Linked DNA regions of Homo sapiens: regions 1 and 2 are each linked to region 3. Evidence: read pairs that join two places in POLR2A ChIA-PET (ENCODE). Cell type or tissue: PC-3. All regions are shown on one strand. Each heading gives the region's core, and the rest is flanking DNA. Links, peaks and the distances in the headings are about the cores only. Region 1 overlaps UBE2O (ubiquitin conjugating enzyme E2 O). Region 2 has its middle 9.3 kb from the start of ITGB4. Region 3 has its middle 9.9 kb from the start of WBP2.

Region 1 (6,588 bases), core at 1,132-6,131, 530 kb before region 3:
GAAGTGGTTCAAGCTGAGGCCGAGTGGGGACGACGTGGAGGTGTGTGCAGCCCCTACTGCTTGCTTCAGGTGGGCTCTGGGGTTGGGTGTAGGACCCCTAGCTCATGACAACCTGTCCTGTGCCACAGCTGATTGGAGAAGAGGAAGATGTGAGTGTTTACGACATTGCTGACCACCCTGACTTTAGGTTCCGTACAACTGACATCGTCATCCGCATCGGCAATACTGAGGATGGGGCTCCTCACAAGGAGGATGAGGTACGCCTTCAAATTCAAGTTCTGGATGGCTGCTCACTGCCCTGTGCACCAGCTGCAGTCCCTGATGCTGCCACCAGGTGGCTCTAGGAGACAAGACCTGAAAGTCCTCTGGGCTCAGTGTCCTCAGAAGGGCAGCTGCCCCAGAGTCAAGCTGCCGCTCAGCACTAGCAGCTGCAGAAGGACTTGTTTCCCTGCCTCCCTTCTGGGGTCAGGCTTCTTGAGCTGCCGCTGGTTACATTTACCAGAGGAGCTAAGTTCCTTGTCACAAGCCAGGTGGGCATGATGTCAGTCACTGCAGAGCACAGGAGGGGCTGGGGAGCTGGAGCTTGAGCTGGGCCCCCTGACTTTGTCCCCTTTGCCCAGCAGCCATCGGTGGGCCAGGTGGCCCGTGTGGACGTCAGCAGCAAGGTGGAGGTGGTGTGGGCTGACAACTCAAAGACCATCATCCTGCCCCAGGTGAGGCTCTGGCAAGACCCCCCTGCTGAGCTTGTGACTATGGCAACTTGGGCCGGGGGCCACAGGCGTGTAGCCAGAAGATGGGCTCTCAGGTCTTCCTGGTGAGATCTCAGCGAAAGCGTGAGGGGAAAGGCAGGCATTCCACACAGCCCTTGGTGCAGGCCTGCAGTTGGCCCACCAGCCTCGCTTCTCCCAGCAATCTCTTCACGTCCATCTCTGGGTGCATGTAGACTTTCACAAACCTCCAGGATTTTCCTGGATTGTCAGCTCACTATGCTACGAAGAATGCAAGTTCCCTCCTAAAAGGAGATGGAGACTTTCCTACCACCCTTTTTAGAAAGCTCTAACAGAGAAGGAGAGAAAGGAGAGAGCCGACCCAGTTCTAGCCCCACCTGCTGGGTCCTGAGCAGAAGGGCTACACGGGCTCTCCTTCCCTCGCCTCCTGGTTGGAGCCACACAGCCCAGCTCTCCTCTCCTGGTCCACACAGGGGGCAGGAGTGGGGGCGGGAATGGCTTGCCCCATCACCTTAACGGCCATTCCAGGGAACGCAGCAGGATATGTCGGCCCTTCTACATGTCCCCTCTTGTCATATGTTCCCAGCTCCCCACACAGGCCTCCTTGGCTGCATCATTAGCTGACCCTGCGCTTTTCAGGTGTGGGACTGGGCCTGCCAAGGTCCCCTAACGCCTTGGACAGATGCTGACGAAGTGCACAGAGCAGGAGGAGAGGCTGGAACAGACCACTGGCTGGGGCTTTGGGTCCAGCTGGAGGGTGGGACAGGTGAAGGGCCTCTCCCAGAGACCTAGGGACTGCAAAAGCCAGAGCAGAGGTCAGGGAAAGGGTGGAATGAGGTTGCCAAGGCCTCATGAGCCCAGTCGCCATCAGCTGTGCGGATCAGGGATCCCCAGAGCTCCTCCTTAGTGGTGGGGAGGTGACTTCCTGTCTGCTTACCCTGGCACTTCCCTTCTGCCCCCAGCACTTGTACAACATAGAGTCTGAGATTGAGGAGTCAGACTACGATTCGGTAGAAGGCAGCACCAGCGGGGCATCCTCGGATGAATGGGAAGATGATAGTGACAGCTGGGAGACGGACAATGGGCTGGTGGAGGACGAGCACCCCAAGATAGAGGAGCCCCCCATCCCACCCCTGGAGCAGCCGGTGGCCCCTGAGGACAAGGGAGTGGTGATCAGTGAAGAGGCAGCCACAGCTGCCGTCCAGGGGGCTGTGGCCATGGCTGCCCCCATGGCCGGGCTGATGGAGAAGGCTGGCAAGGACGGGCCACCCAAGAGCTTCCGGGAGTTGAAAGAGGCCATCAAGATCCTGGAGAGCCTCAAGAACATGACTGTGGAGCAGCTGCTGACGGGCTCGCCCACCTCTCCGACTGTGGAGCCTGAGAAGCCAACTCGGGAGAAGAAGTTTCTGGATGACATCAAGAAGCTACAGGAAAACCTCAAGAAGACCCTGGACAATGTGGCCATTGTAGAGGAGGAGAAGATGGAAGCAGTGCCCGACGTAGAGCGCAAGGAGGACAAGCCCGAGGGGCAGTCACCTGTGAAGGCTGAGTGGCCCAGCGAAACCCCGGTGCTGTGCCAGCAGTGTGGCGGCAAGCCTGGCGTCACCTTCACCAGCGCCAAGGGCGAGGTCTTCTCCGTACTGGAGTTTGCACCCTGTGAGTCAGCCCTTGCCTGGTCTTCGCCTTCCCCCGCCTTCTCGGGGCTCCTGTTTGTGTCACCAGATCTGGGTGCAGGGTGGTTAGTCCCCTCGCCAGACCCCAGCTACTGCCCCAGGGCAAACCATTTCCCTGTGTGGTCACAGTGCTGAGGCCAGCAGCGGCGAGTGGGAAGTCTGTGGGTGTGCTCACCTGTCCAGCCAGGTTGGCAGATGGAGCTCCAGGGCCTCTCCATGAGGGACTGACTATTCTCTTCCCCCCTCTAGCAAATCATTCTTTTAAGAAAATTGAGTTCCAGCCTCCAGAAGCCAAGAAGTTCTTCAGCACAGTGCGGAAGGAGATGGCGCTGCTGGCTACCTCACTGCCTGAGGGCATCATGGTCAAGACTTTTGAAGATAGAATGGCAAGTAGGCTTGGCATGGGCAGGTGCAGATGTGCTGTGTGGGCACCCAGTGCCCAAGAGGCCACCAACCTTGGGTCCCCAAACCTCCGGGGCTGACTGGCACCTGCGAGGACACTCACCCACCCACCTTTTACAGGGGCGGTCACAGGCTCAGTCAGGTGAGGGCTGACTCAGCCGTGTGTCCAGGCCAGATGGTTCTTTCTTTCCTCCCTCCTTTAAAAAATTACTTTCTCGGCCGGGCGCAGTGGCTCACACCCGTAATCCCAGCACTTTGGGAGGCCGAGGTGGGTGGATCACGAGGTCAGGAGATCGAGACCATCCTGGCTAACACAGTGAAACCCCGTCTCCACTAAAAAAAAAAAAAAAATTACAAAAAACTCTCCCGCCACCATGCGGGCGCCTGTAGTCCCAGCTACTCTGGAGGCTGAGGCAGGAGAATGGCGTGAACCTGGGAGGTGGAGCTTGCAGTGAGCCGAGATCACGCCACTGCACTCCAGCCTGGGTGACAGAGCGAGATTCTGTCTCAAAAAAAAAAATTACTTTGAAATAGGCCGGGTGCGGTGGCTCACGACTGTAATCCCAGCACTTCGGGAAGCCGAGGCAGGTGGATCACCTGAGGTCAGAAGTTTGAGACCAGCCTGACCAACCCGGTGAAACCCTGTCTCTACTAAAAATACAAAAATTAGCCGGATGTGGTGGCGGGTGCCAGTAATCCCAGCTACTCGGGAGACTGAGGCAGGAGAATCACTTGAACCTGGGAGGCAGAGGTTGTAGTGAGCCAAGATCGCACCATTGCACTCCAGCCTGGGCAACAGAGCGAGACTTCATCTCAAAAAAAAAAAAATTACTTTGAAATTAATTATATTATGATTACTCCTCAAGCCTACTTTTCTTTTTGAAAAATTAGAACATTACAGATCCTTTGAGTGGAAATGGAAGAGCTAAAGTTGCCTTTGACCAGACCTCACTTCCCTTTCTCCCCGAATCATAGGCCTCTTCCCACACCCAGAGGATTGTTGGAAGTTTAGTGGGTCTCCTTCCAAACGGATGACCTTTTTTTTATACTTTTACATTATTTATACACTAAAAAAATATTTTTACATTTTCATGTATCACCATAAGTACATAATATTTTGTATGATTTGTTTACACACAGAATATGTCGTCGTACACATCATCTCTAATTTGCTTAAGACCAACCTGTGTTGATTCATAATGATCTAGTTTCTTCCTTTTTACCTGCAAAATAGGATGACAGCATGTGGCCACACCACATTCCATTTTCCCACTCCTCTGTTCGTGGACGGGGCCTAGTGTCTCTGAGTCATGTTTACTGAGGCAGCGCTGAGTGCATCCTTCCGGAACAGGCAAGCCCGTTTGCCTGCCACCTTGTTGACTCCGCAGTCCCTTACTGGGCCTGTGCATCGAGCCAAGCACTATGCTAGACTCTGAATCTGAGTCTGAGGCCCCAGTTCTGGCCCTGTCCTGGAAGGAAGGGAGTAAGAAAAGAAAGAGCAGGGATCCTGAGAGCAGCCAAGCGATCCTGAGAGCAGCCAAGCGGGATGCTGTTGAGATGGGCCCGGAGTAGCCACAACCCTGGAACAGGGCTAGGCAGAGTCCTAAGGCCCAGTGCTGCTTGAGATTCTTAATAACGCTTTTGGTTTTTTCTTGGGTTGTAGGAAAATTCCTTTTGAAAATTCTAGCCTGTCTCAGCTCTGCTGAGGGAAGATGGAAACAGTATTTTTTGTTTTGTTCTGTTTTCCCCACATCTCACTCAGGAGAAGAAAAGTAGTGCATTCCCTGGAGGCTCCCAGGGTGGCACCGATAAGAGCATGTGCAGAGGTTCCCTCGCCCCAGCTAGCGCTCTGCCTTCCCTGCTTCTCAGCTCATCACTGACCTCGCCCATTGCCCTGTCAGTTGAGATCCCACACACACGCGTGTGTGCACAGATGCACGCAAATAGATGCACAGATTCCAGATGTCTGTGGAGCGGTGGTCTCCCAACCTCCCCCATGGAGTTCAAACCCTCACTGTCAGCTTCTGGTTGTGAGACCATCCCCCCTTCCCCAGGCCTCACCAGCCTGGAACTGCCTTTCAGCTTGAAACTGCTTGTACTACTTGCCTTGTTGGGGATAAGGGTTGGAGCAGGTGTTTAGAGGAATTGTTTTGTTTTGTTTTTAAAAGACAGGGTTGGCCGGGCGTGGTGGCTCACGCCTGTAATCCCAGCACTTTGGGAGGCCAAGGTGGGCGGATCACAAGGTCAGGAGTTCGAGACCAGCCTGACCAACATGGTGAAACCCCGTCTCTATTAAAATACAAAAAATTAGCCGGGCGTGAGGAGACTGAAGCAGAGAATCGCTTGAACCTGGGAGGCAGAGGTTGCAGTGAGCCAAGATCACACCACTGCACTCCAGCCTGGGGACAGAGCTATACTCCATCTCAAAAAAACACATAAGCCAAAAAATAAAAGACAGGGTCTCACTCTGTCGCCCAGGCTGGAGTGCAGTGGTGTGATCATAGCTCACTGCAGCCTCAGCCTCCTGGAGTCAAGTGATCCTCCCATCTAAGCTTTTTGAGTAGCTGGGACTGTAGGTATGCACCACCATGCCCAGCTAATTTTTTATTTTTTGTAGAGATAGGGTCCCACTATGTTGCCCAGGTTGGTTTTGACCTCCTGGCCTCAAGCAGTCCTCCCACCTTGGCCTCCCAAAAGTGCTGGGATTACAGGTGTGAGCCATCACGTCTGGCTGAGGAATACAATCTTTTTTTTTTTTTGAGATAGCGTCGCACTGTCACCCAGGCTAGAGTTCAATGGCACAATCTCGGCTCACTGCAACCTCCGCCTCCGGGTTGAAGCAATTCTCCCACCTCAGCCTCCCGAGTAGCTGGGACTGCAGGCATGCATCACCACGCCTGGCTAATTTTTGTATTTTTAGTAGAGACGGGGTTTCACCACGTTGGCCAGACTGCTCTTGAACTCCTGACCTTAAGTGATCCACCCGTCTCGGCCTCCCAAAGTGCTGGGATTACAGGCACGAACCACCGCGCCCAGCTGGAATACAGTCTTAAAGTAATGATTTATGAGGAAAAACACCTGATAAGATAAAAACTCACTTCGAGTATTTCTCTTAGCCAGGGTTCAATGATTCCAGGCAAGGGCCAGGCACAGTGACGGCTCAGGGCTGTAAACCCAGCACTTTGGGAGGCCGAGGCAGGCGGATCACTTGAGCCCAGGAGTTCGAGACCAACCTAGGCAACATAGTGAAACCCTGTCTGTACACAAAATAAAAAAATCATCTGGGCACGGTGGCCCACACTGTAGTCCCGGCTACTTGGGAGGCTGCAGTGAGCCATTATTGCACTAGTGTACTCCAGCCTGGGGGACACAGCAAGACCCTGTCTCAAAAAAAAAAGATTCCAGGCTGTTCTGCAGAGAGAGATTTGTCCTTAGCTTCTCCACTGCTGGTGGCATCTGGAGTCCCAGGTGCTGCTCTTCCTGCGTGATCTGCACAGTGTCCTGGGAAAGAGCAGGTGCAGATGCAGATGCCACATGTAGGACACCCCCTTCCACCCCTGCCAACCTTGGCCTCCCTCCCTCCCTCCCTACCTAGGACCTCTTCTCAGCTCTCATCAAGGGCCCCACTCGAACCCCCTACGAGGATGGCCTCTACTTGTTTGACATCCAGCTCCCCAACATCTACCCAGCCGTGCCCCCCCACTTCTGCTACCTCTCCCAATGCAGTGGCCGCCTGAACCCCAACCTGTATGACAATGGGAAGGTGTGTGTCAGCCTCCTGGGCA
Region 2 (6,588 bases), core at 682-5,681, 150 kb after region 3:
AGCTACTCCGGAGGCTGAGGCAGGAGAATGGTGTGAACCTGGGAGGCGGGGCTTGCAGTGAGCTGAGATCGCGACACTGCACTCCAGCCTGGGCGACAGAGCGAGACTCCATCTCAAAAATAAAATAAAATAAAAAAAGAAGTAATGTACCTGTAATCCAAGCACTTTGGGAAGCTGAGGCTAGAGGATCGCTTGAGGACAGCAGTGCAAAGCTAGTCTGGGCAGCACAGGGAGGCCCCGGCTCTGCAAAAAATAAAAATAAAATTGGCTGGGTGTGGTGCCGTGCACCTGTGAGGTAAGGCAAAAGGATCCCTTGAGCCCAGGAGTTCGAGGCTGCAGTGAGCTATCAAGCCACGGCACTCTAGCCTGGCAGACAGAGTGATATCTTGTCTCTCTAAAAGAAAAAAAAATTAAATTAAACAATAAGCCGGGCACGGTGGCTCACGTCTGTAATCCCAGCACTTTGGGAGGCCAAGACAGGTGGATCACTTGAAGCCAGGAGTTCAAGACAATCCTGGTCAACATGAGGAAATCTCGTCTCTACTAAAAAAAAAAAAAGTCTCGGCGTTGTGGCTCATGACTATAATCCCAGCACTTTGGGAGGCCAAGACGGGCGGATCATGAGGTCAGGAGTTTGAGACCAGCCTGGCCAACATAGTGAAACCCCGTCTCTACTAAAAATACAAAAATTAGCCAGGCATGGCGGCATGTGCCTGTAGTCCCAGCTACTCGGGAGGCTGAGGCAGAAGAACTGCTTGAACCCGGCAGGTGGAGGTCGTGGTGAGCAAAGATCACACCACTACACTACAGCCCGGGCAACAGAGAAAGGCTCCATCTCAGAAAAAAAAAAAAAAAAAAAAAAAAAAAAGATCTGGGTGTGGTGGCGCGTACCTGTAATCCCAGTTACTTGGGAAGCTGAGGCATGAGAATTGCTTGAACCCAGGAGGCAGAGGTTGCAGTGAGCCAAGATCGCACCACTGCACTCCATCCTGGGCGACAGAGCAAGGCTCTGTCTCAAAAAAAAATTAATTAAACAATAAAAAGAAAAAAAAGGAGGTTATCTAGGGGAGGAGGATGATGCTTTGTCTCCCTGTCCGTTTCCCAACAAGCTTTCACTGAATCGTTTTAGCACTCATTGGTGACCCTGGCTTGAATCAATTAGACTGTCCCCAACCTAGATGGTTTGATTTAGAATTTTTTAACTTTAAGATGGGGTTTATTGGGATGTAACATTATCATAAGTTGAGCATTTGGACTTACAATGATTTGACTTAAGATTTTTTTTACTTTACTATGGATTTATCAGGGTATTAAATGCATCTTCCACTTACATTTTTGACCTACAATGGGTTTATCTGGACATAACCCTATTATAAGTCTAAGGGCACCTGTATCATTTTTGGGGCTGAAAAATTGCAATTTTCTGTTTCTACCTTCCTTTCTACATTTTAATTTTTTAAATATTTATTTATTTATTTATTTATTTATTTGAGATGGAGTCTTGTTCTGTCGCCCAGGCTGGAGTGCAGTGGCACAATCTCAGCTCATTGCAAGCTCCGCCTCCCGGGTTCATGCCATTCTCCTGCTTCAGCCTCCCGAGTAACTGGGACTACAGGCACGTGCCGCCACGCCCGGCTAATTTTTTGTATTTTAGTAGAGACGGGGTTTCATCGTACTAACCAGGACGGTCTCGATCTCCTGATCTCGTGATCTGCCCACCTTGGCCTCCCAAAATGCTGGGATTACAGGCGTGAGCCACTGTGCCCAGCCCTATTTTTTAAATTTTAAATTTTTTATTTTTTATTTTTATTTTTTTTTGAGACAGAGTCTCGCTCTGTTGCCCAGGCTGGAGTGCAGTGGCGTGATCTCAGCTCATTGCAAACTCCACCTCTTGGGTTCAAGTGATTCTCCTGCCTCAGCCCCCCGAGTACCTGGGAGTACAGGTGCATGCCACCACACCTGGCTAAATTTTTTTTTTTTTTTTAGTAGAGTCGGTGTTTCGACATTTGGCCAGGCTGGTCTTGAGCTCCTGATCTCAGGTGATCTTCCCATCTCAGCCTCCCAAAGTGCTGGGATTACAGGTGTGAGCCATTGTGCCCAGCTCCTTTCTACATTTAATAAGTGTCTTTCTGATTAAAAAAAAAATAGAGCTTCCTTTAATCAACTGGGAATGAACTATGTTCCCCTAAAAATGCAGGGTAAATGCTTTTTTAAATAAAGTTTTGAGTTATAGAAACTTTAAAAAATTACTATTACACAGCAACCCAAAATATTTTTTTTTAAAAAAGATGGGCCGGGTATGGTGGCTCATGCCTATAATCCCAGCACTTTGGGGGGCCGAGACAGGTGGATCACGAGATCAGGAGATGGAGATCATCCTGGCTAACACGGTGAAACCCCGTCTCTACAAAAAACACAAAAAAAAATTAGCTAGGAGTGGTGGCAGGTGCCTGAAGTCCCAGTTACTCGGGAGGCTGAGGCAGGAGAATGGCGTGAACCCAGAAGGCTGAGCTTGCAGTGAGCGGAGATCGCGCCACTGTACTCCAGCCCAGGCGACAGAGCGAGACTCCGTCTTAAAATAAATAAATAAATAAAATAAAATATAAAAAGATCCTGAAAACACGTTAAAGTTCACCATCTTTACCATTTTTTAAGTGTACAGTTCAATATATCTATTGTTGTGTAACAGATCACCAGAACTTTTCATGTGGCAAAACTAAAATCCTGTACCCATTAAGCAACTCTCCATTTCACCCTTCTGCATGCCCAGTTCCTAGCAACCACCATTCTACTTCCTGTCTGTTATGAATTTGTCTACACTGGATGTCTCATATAAATGGAATTATTCAGTATTTCTTATTGTGACTGGCTTATTGCACTTAGCATAACGTCCTTGAGGTTCATTCATGTGTTGAATGTGACAGGATTTCCTTCCTTTTTAAGGCTGAATATTTAAGTATGCGTGTATGTATATTGTATGTATATATCATTATTTGTTTATTCACTCATCTGTCAATGGACATTTGGGCACTTCCACCTCTTGGCTACTGTGAATGATGCTGCTATGAACATGGGTGTGTAACTATCTCTTTGAGACCCTGCCTTCAATTATTTTGGATATATATCCAGAAGTGGGACCACTGGGTCATATGATAGTTCTATTTTTAACTTTTGAAGGACTGGCTGGGCATGGTGGCTCATACCTATAATCCCAGCACTTTGGGAGGCTGAGGGAGGTGGATCACCTGAGGTCAGGAGTTCGAGACCACTCTGGCCAACATAGTGAAACCCTGTCTCTACCAAAAAGACAACAGTTAGTTGGGTATGGCGCCACGTGCCGTAGTCCCAGCTACTTGGGAGGCTGAAGCAGGAGAATTGCTTGAACCCAGGAGACAGAGGTTGCAGTGAGCCAAGATCGCACCACTGCATGCCAGCCTGGGTGACAGAGTGAGACTGTCTCAAAAAACAAACCAACCAACCAAAAATTAGCCGAGCATGGTGGCTCATGCCTATAGTCCCGGATACTTTGGGGGCTGAGGCAGGAGGATTGCTTGAGCCTAGGAGTAGGTTGCAGTGAACCAAGATGGCACCCCTGCACTCCAGCCTGGGCAAGAGTGAGACTGTCTTAAAAAAAAAAAAGAAACTTTTGAAGAACTGCCATACTGTTTCCACAGCAGTTGCACTTCAAAATCCCATCAATGGTGCACAATGGTTAATTCTTCTCACCTAATTATCAATTTCAGAGTAAGGAGTAGATATATTCAAGTCTAATGGTGGCAAATACATTTTTTTTTCAAATTATCACTGTGAATGAAAGAATTTTTATTTGCTCAATAGTTTACAATTCATCGTAGGCCAGGTGCAGTGGCTCACGCCTGTAATCCCAGCACTTTGGAAAACCAAGGAGGGTGGATCACCTGAGGTCAGGAGTTTTGAGGCCAGCCTGGCCAACATGGTGACACCCCGTCTCTACTAAAAATACAAAAATTAGCTGGGCGTGGTGGTGGGCATCTGTAATCCCAGCTACTCGGGAGGCTGAGGCAGGAGAACCGCTTGAACCCAGGAGGCAGAAGTTGCAGTGAACCGAGACCGTGCCACTGCACTCCAGCCTGGGCAACAGAGTGAGACGCTGTCTCAAAAAAAAAAAAAAACAAAAAACACACAATTCATTGTAATCATTCTTCCTTCATGTTCAAATGTAACCAAATTTGGCCAGTAGGAGATCCCTTCACCCTAGCTTTTTTGACATTTTGATCTGACTTCCGTGTCTTCCCTGCTTTCTAGAACTGCCCCAGTCCTACTTAGATTTCAGGATCTGCTGTTTCTCCAAGGGGCCCCGGCTTGGTTCCTTTCAGTGGGGAATGGTATTAGAGACCACGATGTGAATACTGTGTGCTGGATGCTACCAGGGTGTCTGTCATTGCTTCCAGGTTTTGTTTTTTTTTTAACTCACCATATACAAAGCAGGAGGTCCTAGCTCCTTGCAATGGACAGATAGGAAATGTATCTTTTTCTTAAATCCTGAGTTCATATTGATATCTTCATTCAAATCATTCAAATTTAATATTAGAGATTTTTCTTAATTTATTTGGTTTTATTTTTGTAGCTCCTTCTTCTATTATTATTTTTTAGAGATGGAGTCTTGCTGTGGTTCAGGCTGGAATGCAGTGGTGAAATCTTGGCTCACAGCAGCCTCCAACTCCTGGGCTCAAGGGATCCTCCCATCTCAGCCACCTGAGCAGCTGGAACTACAGGTGCATGCCCCCACGCCTGGCAATTATTATTATTATTTAAGATAAGAGTCTCGCCCTGTTGCCCAGGGTGCAGTGCAGTGGCACGATCTTGGCTCACTGCAACCTCTGCCTCCCGGGTTCAAGTGATTCTCTTGCCTCAACCTCCCAACTAGCTGGGACTACAGGTGCCCACCACCATTATCGGCTGATTTTTGTATTTTTAGTAGAGATGGGGTTTCACCACGTTGGCCAGGCTGGTCTCGAACTCCTGGCCTCAAGTGATCTGCCTGCCTCCTCCCAAAGTGTTGGGATTACAGACATGAGCCACCACGCCCAGCCAATTATTTTTTATTTGTATAGTATTTTCTCCCTTCTTATACAAGATAATTTATTACATGTACTGTTTGATACCTTTTTTCATTTAATCTCTCCTAAAGATCACTCCAAATAATCTATCCATGAAGATCTTTTTTTCAGTTTTTTTTTTTTTGAGACAGAGTCTCACTGTATTGCCCAGGCTGGAGTGCAGTGGCGCAATCTCGGCTCACTGCAATCTCTGCTGCCCGGCTTCAAGCAATTCTCCTGCCTCAGCCTCCTGAGTAGCTGGGATTATAAGCACCTGCCATCACACCAGGCTAGTTTTTGTATTTTTAGTAGACATGGGGTTTCACCATGTTGGCCAGGCTGGTCTTGAATTCCTGTCCTTGTGATCTGCCCGCCTTGGCCTCCCAAAGTCCTGGTATTAAAAGGCATGAGCCACCGCGCCCGGCTCCCTTTTTTTTTTTTTTTGAGACGGAGTTTTTGCTCTTGTTGCCCAGGCTGAAGAGCATTGGCACAATCTCAGCTCACTGCAACCTCTGCCTCCCGGGTTCAAGCTATTCTCCTGCCTCAGTCTCCCAACTAGCTGGGACTACAGGCATGCGCCACCACGACCAGCTATTTTTTTTTTTTTTTTAGTAGAGATGAGGGTTCACTATGTTGGTCAGGCTGGTCTCGAACTCCTGGCCTCATGGGATCCAGTCCCTTGGCCTCCCAAAGTGCTGGGATTACAGACGTGAATCACTGCGCCCGGCCCCTTGTTCTTTTTTGTGTGGCTTAATAGCCTTCCAACCCCCTCCGCCCCTGAGAGGGAGTTTTGCTCTTGTCGCTCAGGCTGGAGTGCAATGGCGCAATCTAGGCTCACTGCAACCTTCGCCTCCTGGGTTCAAGCGATTCTCCTGCCTCAGCCTCCCAAGTAGCTAGGATTACAGGCACCTGCCACCACGCCCGGCTTTTTTTTTTTTTTTTGAGATGGAGTCTTACTCTATCGCCCAGGCTGGAGTGCAGTGGCGCGATCTCGGTTCACTGCAAGCTCCGCCTCCTGGGTTCACGCCATTCTCCTGCCTCAGCCTCCTGAGTAGCTGGGAATACAGGCACCCACCACCACACCCAGCTAATTTTTTTTGTATTTTTAGTAGAGACGGGGTTTCGCCGTGTTAGCCAGGATGGTCTCAATCTCCTGACCTTGTGATCTGCCCGTCTTGGCCTCCCAAAGTGCTGGGATTACAGGCGTGAGCCACTGCACCAGGCTCAATAGCCCTTAAAAAATCCCTTATTATAGAGATTTCCAAATAGATACAAAATTAAAGAGAATATTGAACACTCCTGTACCTATCACTGAACCTCAATAATTGTCAATGCATCACCAATCGACAGCAGCCCTTTGGAAATCGAGCCCTAGGAGGCTTGAGTGATGCTGTGAGCACAGGGCTTGGGGGCTGGAAACTTTCATTTCAGTGACCCTAGGAGCAGAGACCACCCCTTTGGAAGATGAGCAAACTCACCTCTCCTTTCATCCCTCCATTCCCCCAACCAC
Region 3 (6,588 bases), core at 780-5,779:
CTGGGACTACAGGCGTGCACCACCACGCCCAGCTAATTTTTGTATTTTTAGCCCAATGCTGCTTTAATATACAAGCCCAGCCCAATATTGCTTTAATATAAAAAACAGGCCAGGCATGGTGGCTCATGCCTGTAATCCTAGCATTTTGGGAGGCCGAGGCGGGCGGATCACCTGAGGTCAGGAGTTTGAGACCAGTATGGCTAACATGGTGAAACCCCGTCTCTACTAAAAATACAAAAATTAGCCAGGCATGGTGGCTAATCCCAGCTACTTGGGAGGCTGAAGCAGGATGATGGCTTGAATCCATGAGGCGGAGGTTGCAGTGAGCTGAGACGGCACCATTGCACTCCAGCCTGGGTTATAAGAAGGAGACTCCGACTGAAATAAAATAAAATAAATAAAAAACAGCTGGGCTTGGGGGCTGACACCTATAATCCCAAAACTTTGGGAGGCTGAGGTGGGAGGATCGCTTGAGCCCAGGAGTTGGAGACCAGCCTGGGCAACATAGCAAGATCCCGTCTCTACCAAAAAAAAATAAATAAACAAATAAAAAACTAGCCAGGAGTGGTGGCGTGAGCCTGTAGTCCCAGTCACTCAGAAGCCTGAGGTGGGAGTACTGGTTGTTTGAGCCCCAGAGTTCAAGGTTGCAGTGAGCTGTGATCACACTACCACACTTCAGCCTGGGTGACAGAGATCCATGGGGGATCCCAAGCATCTGTTTTTCAGGGGCTAAGATTAGCCCACACCTAAGTTTTCCAGACACTACATCTTGTTCTACCCGTTTTGATAGGAAACTTTCACTCACTCATTCAACAATAATGTATCAGGGCTGGGCACAGTGGCTTATGCCTGTAATCCCAACATCTGAGAGGCTGAGGCAAGAGGATCGCTTGAGGTGAGAAGTTCCAGACCTGCCTGGGCAACACAGTGAGACCCCATGCCTAAAATAAAAATAAAAAATTAGGCTAGGTGAGGTGGCTCATACCTGTAATCCTAGCACCTTGAGAAGCCAAGGCAAGGGGACTCTTGAGCTCAGGAGTTCAAGACTACCCTGGGCAACATAGCAAGACCTTGTCTCTGTAAAAATAAAAACAAATTAGCCGGGGTGGTGGTGCGTGCCTGCAGGCCCAGCTGTTCAGGAGGCTGAGGTGGGAGGATCACTTGAGCCCAGGAGTTCAAGACTACAGTGAGCTACCATTGCACCACTGAACTCCCGCCTGGGTGACAGAGTGAGTCCTTGTCTCTAAAACAAAACAAAACTATTGTATATATATATAAAAAATATATATATTATGTAGAGTGTCTCTCTATGTAGATACAGAGACGCCAACTCAAATATATATTATATATTATATTATACATATACAATTATCATATATTATGTATTTTATATATATAATATATATATATATTTGAGTTGGAGTCTCACTCTGTCTCTCAAGCTGGAGTGCAGTGGCACAATCTCAGCTCACTGCCACCTCTGCCTCCCGGGTTCAAGTGATTCTCCTACCTCAACCTCCCGAGTAGTTGTGATTACAGGTGTGCACCACCACACTGAGCTAATTTTTGCATTTTTAGTAGAGATGGGGTTTCTCCATGTTGTCCAGGCTGGTCTTGAACTCCTGACCTCGGGTGATCCGCCCACCTCAGCTTCCCAAAGTGCTGGGATTACAGGCGTGAGCCACCGCACATGGCCAACAAGACAATATTTAATCACTGTAGGGCACAGTGCTCAGTGCCAGGGATACAGCAGTGGGCGTCACAGAGATGCCCCTGTCCTCACAGGCACCACACAAACGGCTGTGGGATAGGTGTCACTGTACTAAGTACTATCAAAGAAAAGCACAGCAACCCCACTTCTGGATACGTATCCAAAATAACTGAAAGCAGGCCGTGTGCAGTGGCTCACACCTGTAATCCCAGCACTTTGGGAGGTCGAGGCAGGTTGATCACTTGAGGCCAGGAGTTCGAGACCAGCCTGGCCAACAGGGTGAAACCCCCATCTCTACTAAAAATACAAAATTAGCCGGGTGTGGTGGCAGGAGCCTGTAATCCCAGCTACTCTGGAGGCTGAGGCAGGAGAATCCCTTGAACCCAGGAGGTGGAGGCTACAGTGAGCCAAGATCACACCATTCCACTCCAGCCTGGGACAATCCAAGTGTCCATAGACACATGAATAAATAAGCAAAAAAAAAAATGTATATACACACACAAAGTGGACTGTTATTCATCCCTAAACAATCAAGAAGTTCTGACATATGCTACACTTTGGATAAACTTTGAAGACATTATGCCAAGTAAAATAAGCCAATCACAAAAAGACAAATACTTTATGATTCCATTTATATATGAGGTCCCTAGAATACGATGGAGGTTGCCAGGGGCTGGGCAACAGGGAATGGGGAGTTGGTGTTTAATGGGGACAGTTTCAGTGTGGAATGATGATAAAGTTCTGGAGATGGATGGTGCTGATGGCTGCACAACAACGTATTCACTTAAAGCCCCTGAAGTGTACATTTAAAAATGGTTAAAATTGGCTGGGCGTGGTGGCTCACGCCTGTAAATCCAGCACTCTGGGAGGCCGAGGTGGGTGGATCACGGGGTCAGGAGATCAAGGCCAACATGGTGAAACCCCGTCTCTACTAAAATACAAAAAGTAGCTGGGTGTGGTGGCGGGCACCTGTAGTCCCAGCTACTCAGGGGGCTGAGGCAGGAGAATCACTTGAACCCGGGAGGTGGAGCTTGCAGTGAGCCGAGACTGCGCCACTGCACTCCAGCCTGGTGACAAAGCAAGATTCCGTCTCAAAAAAAAAAAAAAAAAAAAAAAGGTTATAATGGTGAATTTTATGTTATGTATATTTTACCACGCGTCCCCCCTCCCCTGCCAAAAAAAAAAAAAAAGAAAGAAAAGGACAGTGGCCATAAGAAGGAACCCTAATGGGGCTGGCAGAAGGCCATTTCTAGGGCTCATTTCCTTGAAGAAAGGACTGCTGAGGCCTGAAAGACAAGGAGGAGTTAACAAGACAGAAAGGATGGGTGTGGGCTCGAGACCAGCCAGGGCGCTGCAGGGGACAGCAGTGCAGGGCAGAAGGGTGAGAGGCCCGAGGTGGCAGGCCAGGTCCTGCAGAGCAGAGCCTGGTAAGGATTCTGGACTTTTCCTAGGAACAATGGGAAGCCAGGGCATGGTCTCACATGGGGAAACAGTACAATCAGATTTGAAGTTTCGGCTGGGCGCCATGGCTCACGCCTGTAATCCTAGCACTTAGGGAGGCTGAGGCGGGAGGATCACGAGCTCAGGAGTTCAGGGCCAGCCTGGGCAACATGGTGAAACCCCATCTCTACCAAAAATACAAAAAAAAAAAAAAAATTAGCCAGGCATGGTGACGCACACCTGGGATCTCAGCTACTCTGAAGGCTGAGGTATGAGGATTGCTTGAGCCCAGGAGGCATAGGTTGCGGTGAGCTGAGATCACACTACTGCACTCCAGCCTGGGTGACAGAGTGAGACCTCATTTCAAAAAAAAAAAAAGGGTTTGAAGTTTCAAAATCATTCTATTATTTAGGTGAGAGATAAGCTTAAGGAGGGGAAAAAGAGGATGAAAATGACTAAAACTGCCACCTTGCATCTTGCCAGGGAAGTGGAGAAGAGCCCCCTAACTCTGGGAAGGGGGACCAGAAATATAATAGCAGGGAGGGGCCAGGCCCTTAAGCACCTCCCCTGGTCCCTCCTCTCCTCCAGCTCTCTGGTGTAGAGGGGGGTCCCTCCAGCCAAGGCTCCTCAGTACTGGGATGCGGACATCTTCAGAGGTCACACCGCCCCTTTCTGGCTTTCTGTGGTTTTGGAGGCTCAGAAGCGGAAATGCACTCGAGGTGTGTATAAACACTCTAACAGCAGGAATTGCTCAGAACAGGCCTTGCAGCTGTGTCTGGGGAAACTGAACTTGACAGAGCCAGGAGGTCCCAGCGGGAACTTCAGGGTGGGGCCCATCTCTATAGCAACCAGAAACAGCCCCAGACACGCTCTGGCCCTGCTTCTGATGAGGGAGCGGGCAATTTGTGTTCTTGAAATACCCACGGCCAAAAAGGACTCATCCAAAATAGCCCACTTCCACGTCACCAAACATCACCAACGCCTCACAGGGCATCTGCCACTCCGCAGCAGAGCAACCAACGGTGAGTGGCAGAAAGTTACCAATGACTTACCAGGAGTTTTATTTTTCTCACTGGCGTATTAGAAAGAGGACAACTGGCTGAAAGAAAAAGACTTGGTGTATCAAGCACAAATTTGTTCCCCCAAACTCAGGTAAAAGAAATGTCCATTTGAGTAGTTTCCCTAAATCAAGTAAAATGTGATTATAGGCCAGGCACGGTGGCTCACGCCTGTAATCCCAGCACTTTGGGAGGCTGAGGCGGGCGGATCACGAGGTCAGGAGATCGAGACCATCCTGGCTAACACGGTGAAACCCTGTCTCTACTAAAAATACAAAAAATTAGCCGGGCGTGGTGGCGGGCACCTATAGTCCCATCTACTCGGGAGGCTGAGGCAGGAGAATGGCGTGAACCCGGGAGGCGGAGTTTGCAGTGAGTCGAGATGGCGCCACTGCACTCCAGCCTGGGCCATATAGAGCGAGACTCCGTCTCAAAAAAAAAAAATGTGATTATAAGCTGCCCTTTGCCAAGAAAGTAAGAAATTCAACTTCAGGCATATGGGGAGGGGCATCTTCCCCCTCAGTAGAATCACTATTATTATTATTATTATTATTATTATTATTATTATTATTATTATTGAGACGGAGTCATCCAGGCTGGAGCGTACAATCTTGGCTTACTGCAACCTCTGCCTCCCAGGTTCAAGTGATTCTCCTGCCTCAGCCTCCTGAGTAGCTGGGATTACAGGCGCCCACCACCATGCCTGGCTAATTTTTGTATTTTTAGTAGGGACAGGGTTTCACCATGTTGGCCAGGCTGGTCTCAAACTCCTGACCTAAGGTGATTGGCCCACTTCGGCCTCCCAAAGTGCTGGGATTACAGGCGAGAGCCACTGCACCTGGCATTATATGGTGATTCCATGGTGCCCAGGGGATGGGAGAGCTTTCTTCCCTGCACCAACTCTGTTGCTCAGGCTGGAGTGCAGTGGCACCATCTCAGCTCACTACAACCTCTGCCTCCTGGGTTCAAGTGATTCTCCTGCCTCAGCCTCCTGTGTAGCTGGGATTACAGGCGTGCGCTACCACGCCCGGCTAATTTTTGTATTTTTAGTAGAGACAGGGTTTCACCATGTTGGCCAGGCTGGTCTCGAACTCCTTGCTTCAAGTGATCCACCCACTTTGGCCTCCCAAGTGCTGGAATTACAGGCATGAGCCACCCCACCGGGGCCTCAGATGGGAGAGCCTCCACTCTGTTCTCCACTGGGTCTGCTGCTGCTCAGATGCCGACCGTCTGAGCCCAAGTGCTTCTATTTTTTATTTTTATTTTTATTTTTGAGACAGAGTCTCACTCTGTCACCCAGGCTGGAGTGCAATGGCATGATCTCGGCTCACCGCAACCTCTGCCTCCAGGGTTCAAGCAGTTCTCTCGCCTCAGCCTCCCAAGTAGCTGTGATTACAGGCGTGCGCCACCATGCCTGGCTAATTGTATATTTTTTAGTAAAGATAAGGTTTCTCCATGTTGGTCAGGCTGGTCTTGAACTCCCAACCTCAGGTAATCCACCCGCCTCGGCCTCCCAAAGTGCTGGGATTACAGGTGTGAGCCACTGCGCCCGGCTCCAAGGGCTTCTAGCTGCAGCTGAGGCCCCACTGCCCTGGGCCAAGCACATTTTGGGGATGATGCCAAACTCTTGACTCTTAGCTCCAAACCCACTATATTAATGCGCTGGGCTGTCGTAACAAGATACCACAAACCAGGCGGCTTCAACAATCAAAATGGGCCAGGTGCGGTGGCTCACGCCTGTAATCCCAGCACTGTGGGAGGCCGAGGCGGGCACATCACGAGGTCAGGAGATCGAGACCATCCTGGCTAACACGGTGGAACCCCCCCCGTCTCTACTAAAAATACAAAAAAATTAGCTGGGCGTGGTGGCGGGCGCCTGTAGTCCCAGCTACTCGGGAGGCTGAGGCAGGAGAATGGCGTGAATCCCGGAGGCGGAGCTTGCAGTGAGCTGAGATCGCGCCAGTGCACTCCAGCCTGGGCGACAGAGTGAGACTCCGTCTCAAAACAAACAAACAAACAAAAACAATCAAAATGTATTGTCTCAGTGCTGGAGACCGAAGTCTGGAATCAAGGTACGGGCAGGGTTGACTCCTTCTGAGGCTGTGAGAGCGAATCTGTCCCCTGACGCTCTCCTTGCTTCTGGTGGTTTGTTGACAATATGTAGCAATCCGTGTAGCAATCTTGGTAGCTCTCTGCCTCCCTCTTTGCACCGCCTGCCTTCTCCCTGCGTGTGTGTCTGTGTCCAAGTTTCTCCTTCTTACAAGGGCACCAGTCACGCTGGATTTAGGGCCCACCCTAATGATCTCATCTTAACTAATGATGTCTTCAACAACCCTATTTCCAAATAAGGTCACTTTCAGAGGTACTGCAGGTCAGGAC

The links. Peaks named below come from ENCODE experiments on the same cell type or tissue, not always from the same donor. Only the 100,000 strongest peaks of a DNase experiment are listed, where the experiment ranks them.
Region 1: POLR2A ChIA-PET joins it to region 3 with 6 read pairs; 3 of 35 experiments call an interaction of 5 or more read pairs at or near these places.
Region 2: POLR2A ChIA-PET joins it to region 3 with 5 read pairs; 5 of 35 experiments call an interaction of 5 or more read pairs at or near these places.

What each region holds. Positions count from the first base shown.
Region 1 is chr17:76,391,924-76,398,511 of GRCh38, reverse strand. UBE2O (ubiquitin conjugating enzyme E2 O) reads left to right here. Exons shown (of 18, transcript NM_022066.4): 11 at 1-40; 12 at 129-257; 13 at 624-713; 14 at 1,691-2,384; 15 at 2,651-2,787; 16 at 6,399-6,588. Among named protein-coding and RNA genes, the nearest start is that of SPHK1, 11 kb to the right of the region's middle. In PC-3, for the core only: no CTCF peak of the experiment used is centred there; a DNase peak (open chromatin) is centred at 4,101; H3K27ac peaks cover 3,270 bases.
Region 2 is chr17:75,708,893-75,715,480 of GRCh38, reverse strand. No RefSeq gene overlaps it. Among named protein-coding and RNA genes, the nearest start is that of ITGB4, 9.3 kb to the left of the region's middle. In PC-3, for the core only: no CTCF peak of the experiment used is centred there; a DNase peak (open chromatin) is centred at 2,800.
Region 3 is chr17:75,861,958-75,868,545 of GRCh38, reverse strand. No RefSeq gene overlaps it. Among named protein-coding and RNA genes, the nearest start is that of WBP2, 9.9 kb to the right of the region's middle. RefSeq lists enhancers at 3,093-3,593, 3,497-3,656, 3,724-4,018. In PC-3, for the core only: no CTCF peak of the experiment used is centred there; no DNase peak of the experiment used is centred there.